2 separate regions of the Homo sapiens genome follow, and region 1 is linked to region 2. Evidence: read pairs that join two places in POLR2A ChIA-PET (ENCODE). Cell type or tissue: Panc1. All regions are shown on one strand. Each heading gives the region's core, and the rest is flanking DNA. Links, peaks and the distances in the headings are about the cores only.

Region 1 (10,249 bases), core at 984-8,983, 140 kb after region 2:
TACAGAGTGTCGATTGGTGAACTCACAAACCCTGAGCTAAACACAAGGTGCTGATTGGTGTATTTACAATCCCTGAGCTAGACATAAAGGTTCTCCAAGGCCCCACCAGAGCAGCTAGATACAGAGTGTCGATTGGTGAACTCACAAACCCTGAGCTAAACACAGGGTGCTGATTGGTGTATTTACAATCCCTGAGCTAGACATAAAGGTTCTCCAAGGCCCCACCAGAGCAGCTAGATACAGAGTGTCGATTGGTGAACTCACAAACCCTGAGCTAAACACAGGGTGCTGATTGGTGTATTTACAATCCCTGAGCTAGACAAAAAGGTTCTCCAAGGCCCCACCAGAGCAGCTAGATACAGAGTGTCGATTGGTGCACTCACAAACCTTGAGCTAAACACAGGGTGCTGATTGGTGTATTTACAAACCTTAAGCTAGATACAGAGTGCTGATTGGTGTATTTACAATCCCTGAGCTAGACATAAAGGTTCTCCAAGGCCCCAACAGAGCAGCTAGATACAGAGTGTCGATTGGTGCACTCACAAACCTTGAGCTAAACACAGGGTGCTGATTTGTGTATTTACAATCCCTGAGCTAGATATAAAGACTCTCCACGTCCCCACCAGACTCAGGAGCCCAGCTGGCTTCACCTAGTGGATCCCGCACCGGGGCTGCAGGTGGAGCTGCCTGCCAGTCCTGCGCCGTGCGCTCGCATTTCTCAGCCCTTGGGTGGTCGATGGGACTGGGCACTGTGGAGTAGGGGGTGGTGCTCGTCGGGGAGGCTCCGGCCGCACAGGAGCCCATGGAGTGGGTGGGAGGCTCAGGTATGGCGGGCTGCAGGTCCCTGAGCCCTGCCCCGCGGGAAGGCAGCTAAGACCCGGCGAGAAATCGAGCACAGCACAGGTGGGCCGGCACTGCTGGGGGACCCAGTACACCCTCCGCAGCCACTGGCCCGGGTGCTAAGTTCCCCATTGCCCGGGGCCAGCAGGGCTGGCTGGCTGCTCCGAGTGCGGGGCCCACGAAGCGCACGCCCACCCGGAACTCCAGCTGGCCCGCAAACGCCGCACGCAGCCCCGGTTCCAGCTCGTGCCTCTCCCTCCACACCTCCCTGCAAGCTGAGGGAGTGGGCTCCAGCCTCGGCCAGCCCAGAAAGGGGCTCCCACAGTGCAGTGGGGGGCTGAAGGGCTCCTCAAATGCCACCAAAGTGGGAGCCCAGGCAGGGGAGGTGCCGAGAGCAAGCGAGGGCTCTGAGGACTACCAGCATGCTGTCACCTCTCAGCGTGATCCCGGGAGGAGGATTTTGCAGTGAGCCGAGATCGGGCCACTGCACTCTATCCTGGGCAACAGAGCGAGACTGTCTCAAAAAAAAAAAAAAAAAAAAAAAAAAGAATCACTGTATAGTGTGTGAGGTGCTCTAAAAGGGAAATGACAAGCTAATTCTTTTAATAGGTACCTAGAATTGAAAGAAAATTGAGGAAAGCTTCTCCCAGGAAGTTACATGTAAATTGAGACCTAAGAAGCCTAGGGTAATGGTAATATAGTCAAATTTGCATATTTAAATGGTTACTACCTGAAAAAAGAAAAAAGATCAAAGGGGAACAAATTGGAGGGAGGCAGGAAGGAGAGGGGAGCAGTGTTGCAGGCTACAGGTGATGGCAGTGGGAAGTGGCCAGCTTTTCGAAATAATTATGAGGTAGAATTAATAGAACTTGGTGATTGACTGGAAGAAGGGGAAAGGAAGAGAGTGCAAAGAAGAATGATGTCTTACTTTGGTTTTCTCCAGAAACAGACCTCAAGGCAGGGATTCAAATGCAAGTAGTTTATCTGTAAAGAATGGGGAATATTGGTAGGAAAGTGAAATGAAGAAGGAAAAGCAGCCAATCAAGGGTTGGCCCCATTAGCCAACTGTGCTGTGAAAGCCTGGAGCATATTCCATGGAGACATCCTGTGAAATGGGATAAAACAAATGCTTTAGTTGTCCCACTCAAGGGGGTGAGGAGCTGGGGCATTTATAAACCAATTCCCATGAATCACTGGCCAATGGCTTTATTTCCTCAGCATTTCTAGCTTGTTCTGCACAAACCAGAGCAGGCTTTTGTTGCTTTCTAAAAGGTCCTTAGGCAAAAAAGATACCAATACAGGCCATTGGCAACAGGCAGGAATGCAATGGCATGGTTAAGACCCAAAGGACATCTGCCTCAGCTGACACTCGGTCTCTGGTTTGGGTAAATGAGGTAAGGATTGATTAACTGAGTGGGGAAACCCAGGAGTTAAAGCAAGACAGAAAGGGGCTGAGGAGTAGAGGTTATGCGTTTGATTTTTTTTTTTTTTTTTTTTGACGGAGTTTTGCTCTTGTTGCCCAGGCTGGCCAGGCTGGAGTGCAGTGGTGCAATCTTGGCTCACTGCAACCTCCGCCTCCCGGGTTCAAATGATTCTCCTGCCTCAGCCTCCCGAGTAGTTGGGACTACAGGCATGTGCCAACATGCCCAGCTAATTTTTGTATTTTTCTTTTTTTTTTTTTTTTTTTTAGTAGAGACAAGGTTTCACCATGTTGGCCAGGATGGTCTCAATCTCTTGACCTGGAGATCTGCCTGCCTCGGCCTCCCAAAGTGCTGGGATTACAGGCGTGAGCCATGGCGCCCGGCCCACGTTTGATTTTTGACACGTTGCATTTGCAGTGTTCATGGGAAACATCTAAGTGGAGTTGTCTAGTAGACAGTTGGATATGTGAATGTGAGCCTTTGGAGTGATCCGAGCTAGAGCTATAGACTTGGAAATTGTCAGTGATAAATTCATGGGAGTGACAGAAATCCCATGGGAAACTGTTTAGAATGAGGAACAAAGAGAGCCAAAGGGGCCAGGCGTAGCGGCTCACACCTCTAAACCCAGCATTTTGGGAGGCAGAGACAGGAGGATCCCTTGAGCCCAGGAGTTCGAGACAAGCCTGGGCAACATAGTGAGACCCCATCTCTTACAAAAAATAAAAAACTAGCCAGGCCTGATGGTGCATGCTTGTAATCCCAGCTACTCAGGAGGCTGAGGTAGGAGGATCACCTGAGCCAGGGAAGTCAAGAGTGCAGTTAGCCAGGGTGACAGAAGGAGACCGTCTCAAAAAAAAAAAGAAAAAAAAAAAAAAAGCCAAGGGCAGAAATCAAAGAACACTAATATTTAAGAAACAGGCCAGGCGCACTGGCTTACACCTGTAATCCCAGCATTTTGGGAGGCTGAGGCAGGCAGATCACCTGAGGTCAGGAGTTTAAGACCAGCCTGACCAACATGGTGAAACCCCATCTCCACTAAAAATACAAAAATTAGCTGGGCATGGTGGCAGATGCCTGTAATCCCAGCTACTTGGGAGGCTGAGGCAGGAGAATCAGGGTGAAAGCCAAACCTGTCAAAAAAAAAAAAAAAAAAAAAACACCGGCTGGGCTCAGTGGCTCATGCCTGTAATCCCAGCACATTAGGAGGTCAAGGCAGGTGGATCACCTGAGGTCGGGAGCTCGAGACCAGCCTGGCCAATATGATGAAACCCTGTCTCTACTAAAAATACAAAAATTAGCCAGGCACAGTGGCAGGAGCCTGTAATCCCAGCTACTCAGGAGGCTGAGGCAGGAGATTTGCTTGAACCTGGGCGGCAGAGGTTGCAGTGAGCAGAGATCATGCCATTGCACTCCAGCCTGGGCAATAGAGTGAGACTCCGTTTTTAAAAAAAAAAAGAAGAAGGTACCTTGTGTTTTCCCCATGTATTTAAGAAGGTACAGGTGTATTTTCCTCATGAATTAAGAGTTCAGGGGAGAAACATGTTGACGAGAGGAAACTGATGATGTCACAGGTTTAAGGATTTTATGGATGCGATGAAATGCCCATGCAGAAAACTGAAGAGAAAGCTAACTAGGTAAACAGATTTGATTTCCTCTCACAGCGCTCAGCTGCCCAGGTGTGAGCCCAGACTAAAGAAATGGACTTATTCAAGGCTGGGTTCCAACAAGTGGGTGAAAGGGAAGGATGGCAGGACAGAAGAGTTACAAGGAGGTGACTGAAATGATGACAATGGAAAACCTGTGCAACCCAGGGAAGATTTAAGGCAGGAGGAAGGTGATCGATAGGAGTGATTTATAGGAATGGCTTTCTAGGTTCCAATCAAGAAGTTCTATTTCTAGGGTTTGGAGTAAGGAAAGAGCATGCCAACAGGGGACTGTTCACAGTCAGAAACCTATACATTGATGAAAGTTGACATTGACCATCATGGAAGAAGGGTAAAGCAGGAGATGATTCCAAAACCAAAATGAGGGAAGAAAGCAAGGTAGCCATGGCTGAGATGAGATGTGGCTGGGTCAGAGTCTAATTAAAGAGTTAATTCAAGGATCTTGGTCTGTCCACTGTGCTGTCCCTCTGTTATGGGTTGAATTGTACCCCCGAAAAAGATATGCTGAAGTCCTAACCTGTAACCTTACTTGGAAATAGAATCTTTGCAGATGTAATCAAGTTATGATGAGGACATTTCGGTGGGCCCTAACCCAATATGACTGTGGTCTTTAAAAGAAGAGAAGAAGCCAGGCGTGGTGACTCACTCCTGTAATCCCAGCATTTTGGGAGGCCGAGGCAGGCGGATCACCTGAGGTCAGGAGTGCGAGACCAGCCTGGCCAACATGGTGAAACCCCATCTCTACTAAAAATACAAAAAAAAAAAAAAATTAGCCGGGCGTGGTGGCGGGTGCCTGTAATCCCATATACTCAGGAGGCTGAGGCAGGAGAGTTGCTTGAACCTAGGAGGCAGAGGTTGCAGTGAGCCGAAATCGTGCCATTGCACTCCAGCCTGGGCGACAGTGTGAGACTCCATCTCAAAAAAAAGAAGAGAAGGGACACGTAAAAACACACAGGGAGAATGACATGTGCCAATGAAGGCAGAGATTAGAGTGATGCATCTACCAGCTTAGGGATGCCAAGGATTGCTGGCAACACCGGAAGCTAAGAGAAAGCCATGGGACAGAGTCTTCCCTAAAGCCTTCAGAGGGAGCTTGGCCCTGCTGACATCTATATTTCACATTTCTAATGTCTAGAGCCAAACCCGAATAGATTTCTATTGTTTAATGCCACCCAGTTTGTGGTCCTTTTTAGGCAGCTCTAGAAAATGAATATACCCTCTATGCTGGTGCATGACTTGGTCTGGGTCACGGGTATTTTCTAATGTCATGGGACACCAACAGATGTCAGATAGGGGTCGAGAGATACTTGTGCACTCCTCCATTTCTAAGTAGAAATCGGACATTTGCATTCACATTAAGCGTTGTTTTCAACTATCATCCAGCAATGCAGTAATTCACTGCATTCTTATTACCAAGCAAAGATGTTCCTAGGTAAGGTCATCCAGCAGGAAAAGAACTAAAATTTAGTTCTTAATATTTAGAAGTGTTAGGATATTTTAGATTAGAATAAATCATAGTGCCAGAATATCTGGTGTTTACTATATTTTTACTTTCAAAAAGAAGTCGGTGCACTTTTTCTGGTGACAGGATGTGCCCATTCTGTGTACCAGAACCTTTTTTTTCCACAGCGATGTTGACATACAATGATTTAATGTTCCCATGTCTACTGATTGATTTGGCACAAACAATGAGTCCATGTGCCAATGAATCACACAGATCTACGTGACCCCTTTCACACACACACAGAACACAGAAAATGTATCATTGTTTTTTCTATGTACAAACACTGAGAACAATCTTTTAATCGATCACTTAATTGATACCCCACATTGTTCCCAACAAGCTCAAAGTCTGGGCACGTTTCCTAGCCAAAGACTTGATGAAAATTAGAGATGTTGCATGTCCTTGAAATTTTGTTAGGTTTTTACTTTACATAAATTATTTAAAACTTAAAAGTAATAAAGAGTCTATATAAATCAGGGAGGTAAGGTAAACACAATTGCCCTCAGGAGCTGGGTAGGTAATAAAAATAACTTGGCCAGATTATATTCTTGGGACATACTTTGTTTACACATTAAACATGTAGCTTCACTTCCACCAAGAAATGTGTTTTCTCCCACTTTTCTTGAAACACAAGGCCCTGTTAAGTCTTTCATTTTCTGATCTTTGTAGAGATGTGGCTATACAGTTGTTTCACCATTCTTTTAATTCTGAAAAGAGAAACAACAGAGCAAGCACCAGGGTGACAAGAACACAATAAGGAGTGGTAAGAGGTGTCGGCTCCATCCAGGGATTGGGAGGACATGCCTCTCTTGGCACCAGCTGATCCTCCCTAAGTAACAATGTGGGTTCGGAGTTTCTAGATAGCCCAGATTTTTAAAGGGATTTTAATACAAAATCTCCAGATTTTTAAATGTTGGAAATGATTTAATTATTATTACACACTAATGGCCAAAACAGCATGAGGATGAACAAACATGTCTGAGAGCACATTTAATCAATAGGCTGCTAGTTTACAACCTTCACTACACACTGCATTTTTTCAAATTGTGGTAAAAATACATAACATAAAATTGACCATTTGCTATGATCTGAATGTTGGCATCCCCCCAAAATTCATATATGGAAACCTACTCACCAATGTGATGATGTTAGGAAGTGGGGATTTGGGGAGGTGATTAGGTCATGAGGGCTCCACCATCAGGAATGGGATTCGTTTCTTTATACGAGAAACCTCAGACCATTGCCTTTCCCCTTCCCACCAAGTGAGGACACAGTGAAAAGTCACCATCGATCAACCTGGAAATAGTCCCTCATCATACACTGAATCTGCTGGCATCTTAATCTTGTCCTTCCCAGCCTCCAGAACTGTGAGAAATGAATTTCTGTTATTTCCAAGCCACCCAGTTTATGGTATTTTGTTCCAGCAGCCTGCACAGACTCAGACACCATTTTAACCACTTTTCAGTGTACATGTCAATGACATTAAGCACATTTGCAATGCTGTGCAACCATCACCACTATCCATTTCCAGAATTTTTCCATCATCCCAAGCAGAAACTCTGTACTCATTAATTGGTTGTATACTTTTGCAATCAACTTTACAAAGAAAAGGCAGCTTTGAAAGGAAAATGGTCCCGAAAGTTGTCTTTTTTTTTTTTTTTTTTTTTTTTAAACAGAGTCTCGTTCTGTCACCCAGGCTGTAGTGCAGAGGCGTGATCTCATCTCACTGCAACCTCTGCCTTCTGGGTTCAAGCGATTCTCCTGCCCCAGCCTCCCGAGTAGCTGGGACTACAGATGCACACCACCACACCCAGTTAATTTTTGTATTTTTAGTAGAGATGGGGTTTCACCATGTTGGCCAGGATGGACTTGATCTCTTGACCTCATGATCCAGCCGCCTCGGCCTCCCAAAGCGCTAGGACTACAGGCATAAGCCACCGGGCCTGGCCAAGTTATCATATTTTTTGTAAAAATAATAAAAAACATATTTACACCAGTATTAGACCAAGTGCCCACCTTCTTCTAAAAGACCTTCAGAAGCAAACCCTCCACCAGACATAGAAGTCTCTCCAGAAATCCTTTATCTTAACTCTCAGCTCCAACCAGCTTACTACTACATCCATCATTCCATGTGACGCAACCCTGTACCTCATGATGAGTTTGAAAATGCTTGCTCTGTACTCAGCAAACTTCCTGATATTCTCCATCTCTGCTCCCACGCTCCTTCCACAATTTTGCCTCAGTGAGACCCAAGCACTGTCTGAGAACTTCATTTCCCCTGCCTGCGTCTGAAGTGAAGACTGCTTTTTCTCATCTCAGCTTTGATAGTTGGGTCACTGTTTACCTGCTTTCAGACATTAAACCTGGTTCCTTTTGTCTCCTTTGAGACTCAAACCATTCAGCTGAATCACTCTCCTCCTCCTTATTACTGTCATCAGCTGTCACCTCTCTTCATTCATTTGAGATTTCAGCACCTGGTTGGCAATCTTCCAGTCCATCTTACCTCCTGTCATCATTTTAGGCAATGTTAATGTATCTTGAATGACGCATCCAAAACACTACACTGTTAGTTCATGGAACTCTCCACCTCAGCAGCCTATACAATCACAAAGTCAGACGTCCACTTCTGAAACAAAGCTATGTTGTTTTCAGTGAATTCACCCAAGCACACCACTCTTCCACCATCTTCCATCTCACTAAGACTTCCAGTGCACAACCCATTGCTCTCTCTCTGTCCATCAGCCCCACTTGCCTTTACGCGTCTGTTGATTTAGGTACTTAGAGTCCCTTGGTATAACTCCTTTGCAAACACTACACTAATTACCTTGCTTCTTTCCCCTCTGTCAAACACACTAAACTCCAACCCTAGATGAACCCAACCATCTGTCTTCTCTGTTCTCACACCAAGCTGGAGAAAACACATGCCTGAACTGATTGATATCATTGAAAAATCAACATCTCCAACCTAAACATTGCCTGGCAACCTAGTTGTGTATCTCTAGTTAACTCAGTCGATCACATTCCTAAATGATTATTTCCTACTTCTCATTCTACTCAAATCTTTCTCTCCATATCTCTTTAAGAGTCCATCACTAAGCTCTATGAATTCTACCTCCAAAATATATCCCCTAACCATTCACTTCCCTCCATTGCTTCCAAAACCACCATCATCTCTAGGCTGGGATATAGTCTTCAAAGGATTCTCCCTACCATCTTATTGCCCTCTCCAAGAGTTCTCCACATAGTGGCTAGAGCGATGTTTTTAAAATGTTCATCACAGTATGCCATTCACCTATTTAAAATTAATCCATGGATTCCCATTGTATTTAGAAAAAAAATCTATAATCCTTAATATAACCCAGTCCCCTGGATGGTCTGACTCCATTTTCATCTGTGCTACTTTTTTGCTTGCTTGCTATATTCTAGCCACAGTGGTTTCATCTGTGCTACTTTTTCTCTTGCTGCTGTATTCTAGCCACAGTGGTTTCAGGTGCCAAGCTTTCCTTTCTCTTCTGCCTTAGCACATTCTCGTCCTTCTGCCAAGTGTACCCTCCCTTTCTCCCCATATTTCCCACCAATCTTCACCTAGACAACTTCTATTCATTCTGTAGATCTCATATTTAGTGACCCAATCTTAGAGAAGTCTGTTCTGACCAACCCCATCTATAAATTTTGCCTCTTCTATTCCTTCTCAGGTGTCAATTTATTTTTCTTTTCTTTTCTTTTTTTCTTTTTCTTTTTTTTTTATTGAGATGGAGTCACACTCTGTAGCCCAGGCTGGAGTGCAGTGGCATGATCTTGGCTCACTGCAACCTCCACCTCCCAAGGTTCAAGTGATTCGCCTGCCTCAGCCTCCCGAGTAGCTGGGACTACAGGCGCATGCCACCATGCCTGGCTAATTTTTTGTATTTTTTGTAGAGATGGGGTTTCTCCGTGTTAGCCAGGGTGTTCTCGATCTCCTGACCTCGTGATCCACCTGCCTCGGCCTCCCAAAGTGCTGAGATTACAGGCGTGAGCCACCACGCCCAGCCTAATTTATTTTTCTTTATAACACATAGCTACTCATTTTCATGCATATTCATTCAATTTCTTTTTTTTAATTTTTAACTTTTGTGGGTACATAGTAAGTGTATATATTTATGGGGCAATAAGATATTTTGATACAGGCATACATGCATAATAATCACATCAGGGTGAATGGGGTATCCATCTCCTCAAGCATTTATCCTTTGTGTTACAAATAATCCAGTTATACTCTTTTAGTTATTTTTAGCTGTACAAAAAATTATTGTTGACTATAGTAACTCTGTTGTGCCATCAAATACTAGATCTTATTCATTCTATCTAAATCTATTTATGTACCCATTAACCATCCCCACTTCCAGCCCTGCCCACTGCCCTTCGTAGCCTCTGGTAATCATCATTCTACTCTCTATCTCCATGAGTCCACTTATTTTAATTTTTAGCTTTCACAAGTAAGTGACAACTTATGAAATTTGTCTTTCTGTGCCTGGCTTATTTCACTTAACATAATGTCCTCCAGTTCCATCCATATTGGTTGCAAATGACAGGCCCTCATTCTTTTTATGGCTGAATAGTACGCCATTGTATATATATGTACCACATCTTTTTTTTTTTTTTTTTTGAGATGGAGTCTCACTCTGTCACCAGGTTGGAGTGCAGTGGCGCCATCTCAGCTCACTGCCACCTCCACCTCCCAGGTTCAAGTGATTCTCCTGCCTCAGCTTCCCCAGTAGCTGGGATTGTGGGCATGCACCACCACGCCCAGCTAATTTTTGCATTTTTAGTAGAGAAGGGAT
Region 2 (10,249 bases), core at 832-8,831:
ACTAGAAATTTGTTGAAGGAAAGCAGATATTACCTGATGGATTTACTCCCCACCCTCTGAGAACTCACCCAAAAACTCACTGGTGTAATAATGAAAGTAAGAATACTAATTATGTAGTTGATTCTTAAAATGTCACCTCCACATGAGAAATGTACAAAAGTGAAATTTTAACAATACGGCCCCTCTGGTAGGTCTGATTGAATAAAATGTACTGATAACGATTGAATTACATTGTAAACAATAATATCGAGTGCCTGGTAAAACTCTTTGCATTTAAAATATAAGAGCAAATAATGTAGAGATCCTGGCCATGGCATTCACTGGAATAAAACAGTCAGATGCCCAAATTTCAGAAACAAATTCACAACAAAATGGGAACAAAAGATAGTGCTCTCAACTCATTTGATGAAATATTGGCTGATAGGATTTATAATACTGTGATAAACCTAATGAATTTGGGAATTGCCAACTTGGTATGAGATGAAGATTATATTTTACACTGTAAAGTGGCATTAGAATTATGACTCTTTACTCTCCAAAATCATGGGTTGTGACACTTGCATTCCTCTTTTATGGAGTCTTTTTAAAACAATGACTTTATTCACTAATCTCTCACTGATGTCTCACTGCAAGGATACAGCCAAAGTTGGAGAGACACTAACTTCATCATATTTTATTTTGACTTAAAAGATTTTTGTTTTGTTTGAGACTGAGTCTCTCTCTGTCGCCCAGGCTGGAGTGCAATGGTGCAATCTCGGCTCACTGGAACCTCTGCCTCCCAGGCTCAAGTGATTCTCCTGCCTCAGACTCCCGAGTAGCTGGGATTACAGGCATGTGCCACCGCACTCAACTAATTTTTGTATTTTTAGTAGAGATGAGGTGTCACCATGTTGCCCAGGCTGGCCTCGAACTCCTGACCTCAGGTGATCCACTTGCCTTGGCCTCCCAAAGTGCTGGGATTACAGGCATGAGCCGCTACACCCGGCCTTGACTTAAAAGATTTTACACTTGCAGAAAATCACAGAGGATAATATTACAGATACTCCAAATACCCAGAATCCTGATTCAACATCATAATATTTTGCCACAGTTGCGTTCAATTTTTTTAAACAAGATAAAACATTACAGATAAAATCAGTATATCTCCCTCATCCAGCTCCCTTTTCTTCCCTCCCAGAGGCAAGCACTATACGGAAGTTGACAGATTTCTTGTTCACGTTTCCCTACTTTTGCTACGTAAGATGAATCCATCAAGAATACATAGCATTGTTTTGAGTGGCGTCATACCATACAGTCTGAACTAGTCTACCTGGTTTCCCATTCCAGGTCTGTCACTTATTAGATGACCTGGGGCAAATTATATAACCTCTCTGCACTTCAGTGCTGTCATTTGTAAAATGGTGATAATCATACCTTACTTCACAGAGTTTTTGTGATGATTAAATGAGATAAAATGGAGATGCTGCTTAACACCATGCCTGGTGCATAGAAAGAACTATGTGTTTGCTCTGACGATGATGTTGGCGATAATGATAATTTCAATTTACACAGATGTCATCATAGCATAATATTCTTTTACAAGTTGCTCTTATGAGATTTATCTGTAGAGCTTCGGTAGATCTAATTCTTTTATTTAATTATCCTTGGTGCACTATTATTTCAATAAGCCAGGCTTTATACACTCCATTCTGCTATTGATTCCCTATGTTGTTTCTGAATTTTAGCTATTAAAAAAAAAAGACACATGAACACATATGTTTATTGCAGCACTATTTACAATAGCAAAAACTTGGAACCAACCCAAATGCCCATCAATGACAGACTGGATAAAGAAAATGTGGCACATGTACACCATGGAATACCATGCAGCCATAAAAAAGAATGAGTTCATGTCCTTTGGAGGGACATGGATGAAGCTGGAAACCATCATCCTCAGCAAACTAACACAAGAACAGAAAACCAAACACTGCACGTTCTCACTTATAAGTAGGAGTTGAACAATGAGAACGTGTGGACACAGGGAGGGCAACATCACACACCAGGGCCCGTCGGGGAGCAGCGGGCAAGGGGAGGGAGAGCATTAGGACAAATACCTAATGCATGTGGGGCTTAAAACCTAGATGATGGATTGATAGGTTCAGCAAACCACCATGGCACATGTATACTTATTAACAAACCTGCATGTTCTGCACATGTATCCCAGAACTTCAAGTAAAAGAAAAAAAGAAAAAAAGACCTGGAAAGTTTTCATCAGGCAAGAAAAAAAAACAAAAAAACCTTCAATGGCTATCTTTGTGCATGTTTTTATTGTTTTTACCCTCACACTTGAAAAATGATTTAGCTGGGTATAGAATTCTTGACTCCAAGTTATTTTCTTTCATAACTTTAAAGTGAACCTGATTCCTGTTTTTTGTAGGTTTATATGTTTCTTTCTTGAAGCTTTCAGGATTTTCTTTGAAATTTTGCCACAGCATATCTGGTAAGAGGTCATATTGAAAAAAAAAAAGTTATTTACCCTATTTATCATTCTATACATGCTTTCAGACTGAGAACTAATGTTTTCCTTCAAAATTGAGAAAAAAAATTCAATTATTTTCTGAAATATTGACTCTCCTTTAATCTTTTTATTCAGTTAATTTAGAAATTCTGTGAAAAGGATTTTGTTATTTCTGGATAAATTATTTATCCCAATATTTATTTCATATTTTGTATCTTTATCCCTTCCTGTGATATTCAGAATACATTTTTATTCAAGTTTAATACCCACTACTTTGTGATTTGGTTATGTTCATTATGATTTTCTTATGTTTTATTTTTAATTTAGGCAAAATTTATGTAGAATAAAATGTGTAGGCCGGGTGCAGTGGCTCACGCCTGTAATCCCAACACTTTGGGAGGCCGAGGCGGCGGGTGGATTGCCTGAGCTCAGGAGTTTGAGACAAGCCTGGGCAACACAGTGAAACAATGTCTCTACTAAAAATACAAAAAATTAGCAGGGCGTGGTGCCGTGTGCCTGTAATCCCAGCTACTTGGGAGGCTGAGACAGGAGAATCACTTCAACCTGAGAGGTGGAGGTTGCAGTGAGCCGAGATCACGCCACTGCACTCCAGCCTGTGTGACAGGGTGAAACTCTTGTCTTAGAAAAAAAAAAAAAAAGTACAACTATTAAGTGTAAATCCAATGACTTTTGACAGGTATAAACAACACCCCAATCAAAAGTTACATTTTCGGCCGGGCGCGGTGGCTCATGCCTGTAATCCCAGCACTTTGGGAGGCTGAGGTGGGCAGATCACTTGAGGTCAGGAGTTCAAGACTAGCCTGGCCAACTTGGCGAAACCCGTCTCTACTAAAAGTACAAAAATTAACCCGACATGGTGGCGGGCACCTGTAATCCCAGCTACTCGGGAGGCTGAGGCAGGAGAATCACTTGAACCCAGGAGGCGGAGGTTGCAGTGAGCTGCGCTAAGATCGGGTGACTTCATTCCAGCCGGGGTGACAGAGTCCTAGGGTCTGGCCCTGACTCTAGAACACGGGGCTTACTCATAAGGTGGGGCTTTTCTAGGGTCTCAATCTAATGTTTTATGTTTTTAGCAAGGGTTCTCCACTCTGGATGGGCCATAATCCCAATGCCTCCAAACTCTGCATGATCTCTAATATCTCTGTCCAGCTCTCAGCCTCCCAGCAGTAGGCTTCACAGAATCAGGCCCTGTACATGTGCTTCCCAGTTCTTGGCCCAGGATCTGAGGGCAGTCTCCACGAAGATTTCTTAGGGCCCAGCTCTGCAAAGCTCCCCGCCTTTCTGGTGCCATGCCTCCACCAATTCCAGCTGCTTCCAAAATACTTTTCAAATAATAGGTGATAATATTGGGCAGCTCCATCTTGTTTCTGATTTTAATAGGAATTCCTTTAGTATTTCAATTTGTTGGTTTCTGATGAATACTTTATCTTGTTTAGAAATTTCCTTCTATTCTTTTACTTAGAGATTTTACCACAAATACTTACCAAATTATATTAATTGCTCTTTTGTCATATTTGGTATAATCCTGTATTTTCTTCTTAATTTATTAATGGAATACATTATGTTGATAAACTTCCAAATGAACAGTGATTCTTCAATTCCTATAATAAATCCTTATTTTATATACCATTAGATATGGTTTAAAATTTTTCAGGTCCTTAACATTTACATTACTAAAACAGAATGATAATATAATATAAGGGCCTTTTTTTAAGAAAAGAAGGAAAAATATTTAAACTAAGCCTACAAAGACACGTTGATTAATCATTGTGAAAATAAGTTAATTCTGCCTTTGTCTACTTGTATCTCTGAGACCATTGCAATATTAACCCATTTATGCCAGAGGTTGCAAATTTTTTTGTGAAAAATCAGACCTTGGGGATGACCTTATGCAGCAGGATGTAAATAACTCCCACAAGCTTAGCGTTCCAATAATGTAGTACTAGGTTAAAGACTAAGTTGATACTGTGAAGAGTGCAAAGAACTTGGAATCCTAGCTATGCCACTTATGAACCAATGATCTTGTTTAAGTCACTTACTTTCTCTGAGATTCAGTTACCATCTCTCTGTAAAATGGGCGTGAACATCACTCATAACCTGCAAGGTAAATGCGAGCGTCAAACGTGGTGATGAGTGTTTTGTAAATGGTAGGTTACTGGCCAATGTTAGTGGCTATTCTTTATTACAAGTGGTCCCCAAGGACTACACAGCTGACATGGGACGTTCCCTGTTTAGAAATGGGCTGTGGGAAGATTCTCTTCTGATCCTTGTCACTCCTACCACTGGATTCACTTGTCCTGGCTGCTGGGGAGTGATCCCTGAGGGTCCCATTTTTGTTTGGAGAGCCGTGAAAGGGAAGAAGTAATCCACTCTCATTTCCAAGAAGAGAGGGAAAGAAAGGAAAAGGGAAGCAAAAAATTATCTGCTCCTGAGTGGGAAAGGAGGACAGAAATGTAAAGGAAAGTCACAGCTAGAGACAGAGACTGCAGCAAAGGCAGAGTTTATACCTTCCTAGGTATATTCTTGCTAGGAAGATGTTATTGTTTTTCCTAAAGAAACAATGGGAAATGTTATTAATACTCCAATTCAACTGCCTTAAAACTTGCAGAAATTTTCACAGGCAGGCCTGGAAATGAATGCATTTTGGATTAGAAAAAATTTACAGAAGATTTTGTAACAAAACTCACCTCTCTGTTTCTACCTAGATCCTTTAAATACATCTCACCAGCTAAGGTTTGAAATGCCTAGACCTATGACGGTAACACTTATTAAGGGTTCTATGTGGGAAGGGAGCTGAAGAATGGCCATCAAACCCCAGGAGACACAGCTGAGGAAAGCAGCTATCTCCTTTCAGAAAGCCATGCAAATGCTTCAGAATGGTCTTTGACGAGCAGTCACCAAAGCATCCAGTTGAGTGTTAGAGACTCAGGGCTGCTCAGATATTAGGCAATAAGAACAATGGAGAGTTCCAGGCAATTTCAGAGTTGAAAGTGTCTTAAAGAAAATCCAAGGAAGCTTATTCTTGGCTAGGTGGCCCAAGATTTATAGGTACCCAGACATAGTAATTCAACAAATGTACACATATTCCCCTCAGCCTGAGGCTCTGAGCAATACAACTACTAAGGATAATGTTAGGAATGAAGCACATTCACTTGGACTAATTTAACTTATGTTTCAGATAGTGGGTCAGCAAAGTTCCCAGAAAAGTTCAACTTTTCTTCTCATTTGTCTTTCATCTGAATTTAAATCCTTAGTTTCCCTAGGCGTTTCAGTATTCTGGGAGATCTGATTTCCCTAAAATAGAGGCAAAGAAAGACCCTCTGCATTTATAACAAGAGCAGAGCATGTTTAATGGTTCAGTTCGAAAACACTCAAGACAGCTATAGGAGAAGTTGGGGTGATAGGCAGCTATGTGTTGGCAGCATGATACACTTAGGACACGTTCTACTTTTTATTTGTAATGTTATATGTTTCATTGGTAGCCTGGTTTGTTGTTTTTCAGGAGAATCACTGCAAAGATAAACATATGCTTTAATGTTGCTATTCTTTTCGCGTTTACAATCCAGGGAATAGGCCTGTCTGCTTTTCCATTTGTCTCCCTTGGGAGACACAAAATTGATTTATGAAGTTGGATTCGCTTGGGTTGATGCAAAGAGGTCAGATACTATTCAAAAATAGTGATGGAAAAAGGATTTAAACAAGAAAACAAGATGGCAGGAGAAAAAAATAAGGGAGAAATGAAAATGCTGATTAATGTTAATGATGCCGCTTTAACTGAGACTTTCAAAGGCTGCAAAACACTGAGAAATCAAATTAATGACCTGGAAAATAAACTCAGATTAAGAAATATCAGGTTGGAGGATAGTCTTGATGGGGTGGAAGTAAGAGAAACAGTGACCTTTTTTCCCCCAACATACAATGTTGCAAAACTGTTTTGGATGAATAATTTTTAATTCCTTCCACAAGCCATATCTTCATTTCCCCACAACTTGATGCAGGAACAGCAATTCTTATTTTGTGTGTGGGATAAGAAATTCTTGCAGGGAAAAGGCAAATATAATATCTTAATTTCCTCTGGTTCTGATGGTTTTTTGTTTCTGTGGAGAAGCTGACCAAGCCACCCACTTTGATTGTTTTCTAGAATGTAGGGCTTCAAACAAAGTTATTAAGAGTCTAAAGATTGGCCGGGCACAGTGGCTCAGGCCTGTAATCCCAGCACTCTGGCAGGCCGAGGTGGGTGGATCACCTGAGGTCAGGTCATGGCGAAACCCTGTCTCTACTAAAAACACAAAAATTAGCTGGGTGTGGTGGCACACACCTGTAATCCCAGCTACTCAGGAGGCTGAGGCAGGAGAATCGCTTGAACCCGGGAGACAGAGGTTGCAGTGAGTTGAGATTGTGCCATTGCCCTCCAGTCTCAGCAACAGAGCAAGACTTCATCTCAAAAAAGAAAAAAAAAAAGAAAAGAAAAAGAATCTAAAGATTATGAGACAAATACTCATCTGGTTGGCTGCAATTATCATATTTAAAACATAAAGTCCCTTGGACTGTTAATAAGTATTTTTCTAGACTGTGCTGAATCAAAGTAATTTTTGAATAGTAAAGAGGAAAGTGTTTGAGAAAGGAAGTGAGACTAAAAAACATTTTCTTTCTCCCTGATCCTACCTGGAAATTTCCAGGATCTGTTCTGTAGTCACAGCCAGTGGTCTACCCTAATAATAGATAACAGCAATTGAGCATTTACCCTATGCCAGACACTGTTCTAAGTATAAATTCAGTTAGTCTTCAATATAATTGAAAGAGGTAGATATTATTATTGCCTCCATTTTAAAGAGGAGAAAAGTGTGCTGCAGCAGGGTTAAGTCATTGCCCGAGGTCACAGAGCTATTACAAGAGAGGCAGGATTCATATCCGAGCTATTCTGGCTCCAGAATCCACACTTTCAACCACAATACTGTGGTTCTGTGTTATATAAAGACACTGAGATTTAAAAAAGAATCTATTTCTGGCCATTTTTGAAAAAATATATTTATTGAACCCAAGAATAGTTATTTTAGCAATAGGAAGTCTCTTTTTTGTTACCCATTCATTTCATAAAATGAGTTTAAACACAAAACAGGCCAGAGTCTTTACACTGCCAAAAAAAAAAACAGTACAATAAGGTGTGGAGAGAGAGGGAGAAGCCCATGTTTAGGAAGGACTTTGTATTACCTCCCTGGCTTGAATAGAACTGACTCTGATATATTCCTTTTTAAAAAATATAAAGAGTTCGAGACCAGCCTGACCAACATGGAGAAACCCCATCTCTATTAAAAATACAAAATTAGCTGGGAGTGGTGGCACATGCCTGTAATCCTAGCTACTCGGGAGGCTGAGGCAGGAGAATCGCTTGAACCCGGGAGGTGAAGGTTACAGTGAGTTGAGATCACACCATTGCACTCCAGCCTGAGCAACAAGAGTGAAATTCTGTCTCAAAATAATAATAATTATAATAATTGTATATATATACACAAAATGAAAATAACTGACTTTAAAAATCAATGTTAATGCATTTCTTTTGACATAATGGCTGGTTTAAATTACTCAGGAATAGTGATTAATGCAACAAATGTTTTAACTAAGAGCATGGAAGAAAGGATATCTTCTGAACCATGTAAGTCAGAAGATGTGAGAAGCTCCTGAGTTACCAGGGACAGTAACATTCTTAGAAGAGAAGAATGGCTGGCGAATCCACCCATCAGAGCAACAGGAAGTGCGGTATCTCTTGACACGATGGGCATCTCAGCACCACAGGGTTAGAAACAGAATGTGTCTCTGCCACCCAAAGAATAATTAAAGCAGCCTCTCAAAATGGTGAAAGTGGCTATAAACCAGCCAATGTTCCTTGAAGAGTGGAGGGTGCAGTGTTCAGCAAAATAGGGCAAAGTAGAAGGGATTAGCCCCCAAAATATAGCAGAGTATTGTACAGAATCAGGAACTCAGAAAAGAGACAAAAGGACAGCCACTTCTTGTCCCAGCTACTTTTTCACCTAACACTTTTTTCTTCCTGCTTCTTAAGGTACAATGTTGGCCACAAAAGTGGAAGAAATAGTGGCTCACGCCTGTAATCCCAACACTTTGGGAGGCCAAGGTGGGTGGATCACCTGAGGTCAGGAGTTCAAGACCAGCCTGATGAACATGGTAAAACCCCATCTCCACTAAAAATACACAATTAGCTGGGTGTGGTGGCAGGAGCCTGTAATCCCACCTACTTGGGAGTCTAAGGCAGGAGAATCACTTGAATCTGCGAGGCAGAGGTTGCAGTGAGCAGAGAGTGTGCCATTGCACTCCTGCCTGAGCGACAAGAGTGAAACTCTGTCTCAAAAAAAAAAAAAAAAAAAGATGGAAAAAAGCGTCCATGTGATTTGAGAGCTCTGGTGAGGGGAAAGTCACCTCAAGTAACAGGCATAAGAATTCAGAAAAATAAAAATAAAAAACCATGGCATTCCATAAGAACAGTAATAGCTGTACATCTCGGACGTCATCGCTTAGAGTCAAAAGAAGACGTTAGTTTAGACTTATACTTCCCACACTGATATTAAGCAAAATTAATTTTTTATAGTTTTTTAATAATTTTCTGGCTGTGTGAAAGAAAATTCCTCAAAATTTTGCATGAGGAGAGGTGGTTAAAATAACTTCAGGAGTTACCTCTTTTGCAAGGAGACAGTGCCCTTGCAATTTTATTAATTATTTATTATAATATGAGTTAAAACCACGTTTGATGAAAAATGCAGCCATAACAGTGATTATTCCGGTAGATAAAGAAACCAGATTTTGTGCTTGGAGACACAGGCAAAGTAGGTATAAAAATCTCCTGGCAGATATTTCTGTTTGTGAAATGCGGACAACACTTCTACAGATTTGCAGTAGTGGCGGTTAATGAGATGGAGGCGTTTACCATTCATTCTGCACCTACACGATGCCAGGCTTGACAGCCTGTGAGTAGATTTCAGACCCATAGGTGCTGCCGTGTGCAAGGCGTTACTCTCAGTTGTGATTTTTAAAATTATGGATTTATGTTGAGCAGTTTTTATTGCAGACTGCACATGAAGCCTCCTAGAGGCATTTTACTTCATGCTTTATGTTGTGGTAGAAATTACCGTCAACATTATGCAAATCCAAAGAACGATGGAGGTTTGGTTAGGATTCATGTGAGACATGAGATTTCACATTTCTAATTTGGTCAATGAAATACGAATTTACAACTGGGTTGAAGAATTTTAATTCTACTAAAGATTGATATTCTTGTACGGTATATTCTGTATATATTTTCCAAAGCCACACACCTTATCACTTTATCATGAAATTAATCAGGGGTCATCAGAGAAACAGACCAATGGGGCATACACAGAGAGAGAAAGAGAGAGAGAGAAGAGAGAAGATTTATTATGAGGAGTTGGCTCACATGATTATGGAAGGTAAAAAGTCCCATGGCTTGTGGTTTGCAAACTGGAGACCAAGGGAAGCAGTGGTGTAATTCCGGTCCAAGTCTAAAGACCTGGGAACCAGTGGAACCTAATGTGTGAACCGTAGTCCAAGGGCAAGAGAAGGCCGATCTCCCAGCTCAGGCAGACAGCAAGTAAGAAGGGAATGAATCCAACCTTCCTGCACTTGTTGTTCTTTTTTTTTCTTTTCTTTTCTTTTTTTTTTTTGAGACAGTCTTGCTGTGCTGCCCAGGCTGGAGTACAGCGG

What was found. Peaks named below come from ENCODE experiments on the same cell type or tissue, not always from the same donor. Only the 100,000 strongest peaks of a DNase experiment are listed, where the experiment ranks them.
Region 1: POLR2A ChIA-PET joins it to region 2 with 7 read pairs; 2 of 35 experiments call an interaction of 5 or more read pairs at or near these places.

What each region holds. Positions count from the first base shown.
Region 1 is chr6:21,551,570-21,561,818 of GRCh38, forward strand. No RefSeq gene overlaps it. Among named protein-coding and RNA genes, the nearest start is that of SOX4, 37 kb to the right of the region's middle. In Panc1, for the core only: no CTCF peak of the experiment used is centred there; a DNase peak (open chromatin) is centred at 5,630.
Region 2 is chr6:21,408,151-21,418,399 of GRCh38, forward strand. No RefSeq gene overlaps it. Among named protein-coding and RNA genes, the nearest start is that of LINC00581, 99 kb to the right of the region's middle. In Panc1, for the core only: no CTCF peak of the experiment used is centred there; no DNase peak of the experiment used is centred there.